Regions from separate parts of the Homo sapiens genome. Here region 2 is linked to region 1. Evidence: chromatin contacts called from ENCODE Hi-C or POLR2A ChIA-PET data. All regions are on one chromosome and are shown on one strand. Each heading gives the region's core, a stretch centred on a gene start or an enhancer-like site at or near the end of the contact. The rest is flanking DNA. Distances are from core to core; before and after follow the strand shown. Region 1 overlaps PKD1L1 (polycystin 1 like 1, transient receptor potential channel interacting). Region 2 overlaps PKD1L1 (polycystin 1 like 1, transient receptor potential channel interacting).

Region 1 (3,848 bases), core at 822-3,321:
GGTGGCTTACACCTGAAATCCCAGCACTTCGGGAGGCCAAGGTGGGCGGATCATGAGGTCAGGAGATCGAGACCATCCTGGCTCACACGGTGAAAACCCATCTCTACTAAAAATACAAAACAAATTAGCCGGGTGTGGTGGCGGGCACCTGTATTCCCAGCTACTTGGAAGGCTGAGGCAGGAGAATGGCTTGAACCTGGGAGGCGGAGATTGCTGTGAGCCGAGATTGCACCACTGCACTCCAGCCTAGGCAACAGAAAGAAACTCCATCTCAAAAAAAAAATTAAAATTAAAATTAAAAAAAAAAAATATATATATATATATAACTGGGCTGGGTGTGGTGGCTCACACCTGTAATCCCAGCACTTTGGGAGGCCAAGGCAGGTGGATCACTTGAGGCCAGGAGTTTGAGACCAGCCTGGCCAACAAAAATTAACCCGGCATGGTGCACACCTGTAATCCCCACTACTCAGGAGGCTGAGGCACGAGAATCTCTTGAACCTGGAAGGTGGAGGTTGCAGTGAGCAGAGATCGCACCACTGCATTTCCAGCCTGGGCAATAGAATAAATAAAATAAAAATATATGAATAAAATAAAAATAAATGAAATAATAAATAAAAAAAGAATATATTAATAACCTTCACCAAACAGGGAGGAAGCTATCATTTTATTTTTTCCATGGCTGCATTTGATAAAATTCAACATTCATTCCTAAGTATTAAAACATATTCTTAATAAAAATGAAATCGATATTTTTAAAAAAAATAGGAATATAGCTCAAGTTAAATGTCAGTATTATATTTAATAATACAACATCAGAGCCTTTACTACTAAGGTTAAGGACAAAAAGATTGTCAGTTCAAAAGTCCTACAACAGGCCGGACACAGTGGCTCCCGCCTACAATACAAGCACTTTAGGAGTCCGAGGCTAGAGGATCACTTGAGCCCAGGAGTTCGCGACCAGTCTGGGCAACATGATGAGATCTTGTCTGTACAAAAAATACAAAATTAGCCAGGTGTGGTGGCACACACCTCTAGTCCCAGCTACTTGGAAGGCTGAGGTGGGAGGATCACTTGAGCTCAGGAGGTCAAGGCTGCAGTGAGCCATGATTATGCCACTGCACTCCAGCCTGGGAAACAGAGTGAAAACCTGTCTCAAAAAGCAAATGAAAACAAAGTCCCACCACAGCATTTTAAAGGCGTATGGCTCATCTCTTTCCTTTAAACCCGCTTAATTTGTTTATATATTTTATAGCTCATATAACTAGCAAGAACTTTAAATTTATAATATGGTTGAGCAGTCCTTTATATACACAACACACACTATTGTGAGTCCTTATACAGTTACAACACATAGTAATCTATACTAATTTCCTATGGCTGAGAAAAGAATTTCCCTCAAATGATGGTGGAGGCTTGTAGGTGCTGTCTTTGCCCTTATGACTTACTTTTCTTGTGTATGAGTGGGACGTTTTCAGCAACAATGCAATCATAACTTTGGTTTCATTCCACAGGAAAACACAACGCTTTCTGGACTATCACTTTATGAGGTATTTATCAAAAGTATGTTTGGCAAAAAGTTAATGCTGCCAAGGGTGGGTCTCTCTCACCTGGCTCCCAGGTGGGTTTCTGCCTGCAGAACTCAAGTTTCTGCAACATGAGTTTAGCTGGCCTCCCTGGGAAAGAACCAGGAATGTCATTGGTCTTGGAATAGGCCAAGCAAGCTGGACTTTACAGAACAGACCCTTTTTTGTGTGAGGGGATCTGAGGAAACAATTCGTTTGAATTTCCTAACTTCAAGGCATTTATTTGTTTCTTCATCTTAACCATTAATAATTAAGATTTGTATCTTTATAAACTAGAAGGATTGGATGCCTGGAGCTATCAATAACCACCTACAAATCATATTGTTCTTTGTATTTTTAAAGTGACTCATGGCAACAAAATGCGGTGAGTTGCCAGCCCCCACCTTCTCCCCCTTGCCAGCTCGGCCCCCTTAACGGTTCTTGGCACTCTGTGGCCTCTCAGCTATGTAGCCTTGGACCCCGAAGAGACCTCCCAGCCGGGGGCTGCTGCTGATTGGGCAGAAGGACCTCCGAGCTCTTGCCCTGCTCCTTGCTCGGGCCTCTTCTCTACTGCGATGACTCACCACTTTGCAGGAGCTGGCTAGGCCACTAGTCAGTGGATGCAATTTAGAGATGTCAGAAGGGTTTTTCCTCCACATATTTTCCTCTTGATTTGCTTTTGTGAATACCATTGCGTAAGGCAGGAACATCCAGAGGGGAGCGCCTGACCTCAGGGCACAGAGTCTCTCCTAGAGGATTTTTGCCTTTATTTTTTTCAGTGTAATTCCTTAGCACCTACCTGCCAGGAGGAAGGTGAGATGGTTTTTATAACTGTGGAAAATCTGCATTCCCTTTCACATTTGGGGTCCCCAACACAATCTGTGAAGACTGGCGTGCCACAGTCCACAGCCACTCTTTTCAGCAAGGTTTGTGCTCTGAACTCTGCTGGTCAGTGTTACTTAGGAGCAGGAAGCCATCAAGAGGGTGAATTTTCTCTCAGCTTCTTCCTTTAACTTGCCAGTTTGTAAAATAATGAGAAGATTTAGAATACTTAGCTTTTCCCAATGCGTTTACGTAGCCCCCGTCACAGGTGACTGTCAAAGAAATTTACTGAGTTCCCTCAAATCTAGAAGTTTTTGTAGTTATAGTTAGGTTCTGTAAACTTACTGAATCTTCATTGACTTTGGTATTTTCTAACAGATGATGCAATGTATCTGAACACTAAGTTTGAATCCTTGAGGAAGAAACAGGCTAGAAGGGGCTTTTTAAAATGAAATATTGGCCAGGCATGGTGCCTCACACCTGTAATTCCAGAACTTTGGGAGGCCGAGGCAGGTGGATCACTTGAGGTAAGGAGTTCGAGACCAGCTTGGTCAACGTAGTGAAACCCCGTGCCTCCTAAAAATACAAAAATTAGCCGGCTGTGGTGATGGGCGCCTATAATCCCAGCTACTCAGGAGGCTGAGGCAGGAGAATTGCTTGAACCCGGGAGGCAGAGGTTGCAGTGAGCCGAGATTGCACCACTGCACTCCAGCCTGGGCGACAGAGTGAGACTCTGTCTCAAAAAAAAAAAAAAAGAAAGAAATATCAACTCGGCCTGAACATGCAGAAAGTATGATGCCCTAGAGATGCCCCAACTCCTGCTGATAAACATGGAGGTCAGGCAGGTCTGAGGGTTGAGCAACTGTGGAGTGATTCAGTTTTAACTACTGGCTGGGTGACTGTAGGAAAGCGACTTAACTTCTTGGTGTCTTTACATCCTACTCTGTAAAAGGAGGACAGTAGTAGAGCCTCTCCCATGAGACCACTGAGAGAGGTAAAGGAGTTAAAGGAGTTCGTGTCTGCATGCTGTAAGTGCTGTCTATAGCTTTAATAGAGACTATTAACACTTTCACGTTTCATGCATTCCTCAAGTATTTTTGTGCCAGGCACAATTCTAGAGGCTGGGGATCCAAAGATGAACAACATTGACTTGAAAGTGAACTATGTCCACTCAGAAAACATTATATTCCTGGAACTTGGAAAGTACAAATCTCAAAATTATGGACAAAAACCTGAGCAACTTTTGTATCCACTTGGACCTATGTTATGATGTGTTTCTTCATGTGAAGCCGAGAGGGGTCGGTAAGGATGCAAACATCAAGTTCAAATGAGGTATGCTCAGGAAGAATGCACCCCATAGTTCCCAGACTTCATTCAGCATGTTAAGGACCAGTATATTCCTAGACTTAACTAAAAATGATCATTCTCACCTGCTCTCACATCCTGGTTCTGCCCTTGCTA
Region 2 (3,847 bases), core at 424-2,923, 59 kb before region 1:
AATTGTTCATATATGCCCACTTTTGTATTGAGTTTGTTTTTTCTTGATGTTTAAGAGCTCTTTATATGTTAGGGCTATTTTTAAAATAGTAATTTATCCACCATTTCTTGTAAGACTCTTAGATTTTGAACCATCGTTCAAAATTTATTTCTTATGTCCAGATTATAAAAGAAGTCATTCATGTGTTCCTCAGTACTTGTGCAGTTTGTTTTTGTTTTTTCTTTCATATTTAGATATCTGATTTGCTAATGTTTATTATTATTTTTTATAGCATGAGGTGCCCATATTTTTACAAAGGGCTAATGTCTAGTTGTCCCAACACCACTTATTAAAAAGTCTTGGGCAATTTTTAAATAAGTAGAATGTTAAATACTTCTGCTTCTAAATATAAAAAGTAGGCTAAACATAAAAAAAAAATGATAGGCTAAAACTCCATGGGTCATTGTGCTGTCCTTACCAGAATGGGTTTAGACCCTGGGTATACTGAAATTTCGCAGGCTGGCTGACAAACTGGCGAGGAGCAGGAAGTGGGCTTGAATGGCAGCTAAAGAAACTGACTCAACCCTCTTCCATCCCCACTAAGGTCAGGGGGTGTGGCCTGTTCAGGGTGTCAGGGGGCACTTGGAACATACGGGATGCTAGAAACACTGTTTTTCTTCCCAATTCTCTACCATTCCTCAATTCGTATCTGCATCCAGGAGCTTTGACTGGGTGGATTTAATCCAAATTTAAATGCTTCGGGGACAGGAAATGGCTAGAATTTGATGCTGTCTTTCAGTTCTTGCTCATCTGTAGTCCTTGTCCCCACCTATCTGCCTACTCTGTCTGCGTTTGAAATGGAGAATGCCTTTCTGCAAACCTCAGGTTGTACTTTTTATTTATGTTTTCTCTTTTTAGATGCCAGTGTAGGCTATTTATCCTTATTGGATGCTGACTATGACAGAAAACCTCCAAACAGATATTTAGCTAAGGCAGTGAACTATACAGTACATTTCCAGTGGATCCGATGCCTGTTTTGGGACAAGAGAGAGTGGAAATCTGAACGTTTCTCTCCACAACCAGGGACTTCTCCTGAAAAAGTGAACTGCAGGTATAGACACATTTGAGAAAGAATCTGAGATTTTTAGTAAATGACTGCCTTGTCTTCTGCATTTGGCCCAACCCCTAGAGCCTTTCCTGAACCTTGTCCATAAGAAGCTGGAGCTCTCTTGGTTTGTACAACTCTCCAGCCTGTGTCAGTTCTCTCATAGCCAGTTCGTGTGTCAGCCTTGGTTCTCCCACTCTATGGGCTCCCAAGGAGCAAGGGCTGCTTTATAGACTGTCCTCGTATTCCTCCTTCCCGTACCGACTGTCATGGAGGAGGTGTTTAGTAAGTGTCTGTTGAAGACATGAGTCGGTGGATGAGTGATAGATGAACCTGTCAGTTTTCTTATCATAGAAGTGCTGACATCCTTTGAGTACGCAGTTTGTAGTCAGGCAGGTGGGACCCTCAGCTCTCACCATGCCCCCATGTTGCCCTGAGAGTCCCTCATCTTCAGAGGACCCTCCACAGCCTGGTGGTGAAGGTGTGCTTTCTGAGGCAAGAAAAGTCTCTGCGCAAACATGAACAGCCTCCTCAGGAATTTCTGGGCATATGAGTCATGTCACTAAATTAGAAATTGTTTGTCATCTAGCTGACAGACTAACAATTCTATAAGAGGCTCAGATCATTCTTTTTTGTTGCCCTTACCTTTTCATTAGGATAAACAATTATTAGTCATATTTAGAAGCAGAAATAGTCATTTCCTTTTAAAAAACAAATAAGCCATAAGACATTATATTTTGTGATTTCCTGCTAGGAGGCAAATATATCCAGATCATACCGTAGCAGTGCAATTCATAGCCATTTATTGATTTTCTTATGTTACACTCTTAAATTTTTCTAATGCCATTGCTAGGAGCACATCCAAACTTACTGGTAATGGCCCAATATTTTGCTTCCATATTAAATTATTGATAAATGCATTAATGCAATCATTCATTCTCCATTACGTAACTACTCTCTGCTAGGCACTTTTTTATGAGCCAAGGGTACAAAAATGAATAACAGGCCAGGCGTGGTGGCTCATGCCTGTAATCTCAGCTCTTTGGGAGGCTGAGACAGGTGGATCACTTGAGGTTAGGAGTTTGAGACCAGCCTGGCCAACATAGCGAAACCCCATCTCTACTAAAAATACAAAATTAGATGGGCACACACCTGCAATCCCAGTTACTTGGGAGGCTGAGGCACAAGAATCGCTTGAACCTGGGAGGCAGAGGTTGCAGTGAGCTGAAATCACGCCACTGCATTCCAGCCTGGGCAGCAGAACAAGACTCCATCTCAAAAACAAACAAACAAAAAATTTAAAATAAATCAATAACACCTAGGACCTGCTCACAAGATAATGAGGGTGAGATAGACTTTATTTTTAAAAAAGGAGACAGTGTTTACAGTGATTGTCAGGGTAGGATATTTGTAATGCCAGGAACTGGTGCTTAGGCAGAGGAGTTGGCCAGAGCTTGACCAGCAGCACAGCTAGGCTGTGACTGGGACCCGAGAGCCTCAGGCTGCAGCCATGCTGTGGAGGGCTGTCATGAAGACCGCCATATGCTGTGGAGTCTTGCATCTCAGGACAGCCTCCATGGGAGCCATGTGCCCCAACACGCAGATGTGAAGAACTCTGGCACATCAGAAGTGTCCCTCATTTCTAACTTAGGTGTCAGGTGAATCTTTTAAACTGGGTCTTAGTCATAAAGTTATCATTATTGCACTCTTTCTTCCTTTTCTCATTCCTTTAACCAACATGCCATTACACTGTCAACAGCTGCTCTCTCCACACATTCTGTATCCTCATCCGCATTTCCCTCCTAGCTACCATCGCCTCGCGGCATTCGCTCTCCTAAGGAGAAAGCTGAAGGCCAGTTTTGAAGTGAGTGACATTTCCAAGCTACAGAGGTAAGTTCCATTTCCTACATAAAGACTTCATAGACTTTATTTGTTTTACTGTTCACTCAGGATGCCCACATATAATTCCGGGGGTGCTTGAAATCCATGTTACTTACTATCATTGCATTTTTGAAATGTGCATATTAGTAGATAATTATCTTTAAATATTATATAGTTGAATATATACTTATATATCTTGTCTCTCTATACTTGAATTCACTGATGAGAGATTTGTAAACACAAGAAAGTCAACATACTTTTCATACTTTTAAGTTTAGTTTTAGTTCAGTGTGAATTTGGTCAATTATTATTGATAGGGTTGATATCTACAGTGACAATAATACCTAAAGAGCCTGTCCTGGTTTATGTTTATTGTCACAGCCTAATTATTAATAGCTCCCTCTTTCTCTCTCTGGAGTATCCCATTTTAGATAATAGATTTAAAATGTACACTATTTTTATAGCCACTTTTATATGAAATGGTTATATTTAGACTCTGAGATATGAGTAAAGTGAATGTAAGCTGATATGGACAGGAACCTTCCCTGTCTTATTCATCAGTGTCACCCTACATTTAATACAATGCTTAGAGTAAATATTTGCTGAATGAATATCTAGGGCAGAGTCTGCATTTTCTGGGGTGTTGAGTGTTAAATTTTTTTCTCCTTATATTCATATAGTAAGAAACTCTACCTTACTTTATTATTTCATCAATCGTATTACTTTATAGACTAGTTGGTGGACCAGATAATTAGTAAATAAGATATGAATTGCTAATGCAACAGATGTTGGGTGCAGAACAGGTCACTGGCCATTCAGTGATCAGGGCTCAGAAGACAGCAGCCTCAACCATGGTGTCTGCGGCATTGATACCACTGGGGC

What was found. A loop is a pair of places that touch in the nucleus more often than their neighbours do. ChIA-PET counts read pairs that join two places held with the same protein, here RNA polymerase II (POLR2A). Pooled maps may share reads with other maps.
Region 2: a loop to region 1 is called in a map of endothelial cell of umbilical vein, with 7 times the contacts of the local background. The contact joins two enhancer-like sites. A Hi-C loop is called at or near these places in 1 of 168 maps with a recorded cell type or tissue (endothelial cell of umbilical vein) and 2 of 50 pooled maps. POLR2A ChIA-PET finds 5 or more read pairs at or near these places in 3 of 52 experiments (AG04450, BJ and PC-3).

Annotation. Positions count from the first base shown.
Region 1 is chr7:47,785,039-47,788,886 of GRCh38, reverse strand. The region is part of intron 56 of PKD1L1 (polycystin 1 like 1, transient receptor potential channel interacting); the gene reads left to right. Among named protein-coding and RNA genes, the nearest start is that of PKD1L1-AS1, 8.3 kb to the left of the region's middle. RefSeq lists a silencer at 1,882-2,176. Within about 2 kb of position 2,071, at least 18 of the 41 ENCODE cell types and tissues checked have a DNase peak (open chromatin) inside an H3K27ac peak, as active enhancers do; they include PC-3, where a contact is called at or near this core.
Region 2 is chr7:47,844,122-47,847,968 of GRCh38, reverse strand. PKD1L1 (polycystin 1 like 1, transient receptor potential channel interacting) reads left to right here. Exons shown (of 57, transcript NM_138295.5): 32 at 898-1,090; 33 at 2,891-2,974. Among named protein-coding and RNA genes, the nearest start is that of PKD1L1-AS1, 51 kb to the right of the region's middle. Within about 2 kb of position 1,673, at least 3 of the 41 ENCODE cell types and tissues checked have a DNase peak (open chromatin) inside an H3K27ac peak, as active enhancers do; they include PC-3, where a contact is called at or near this core.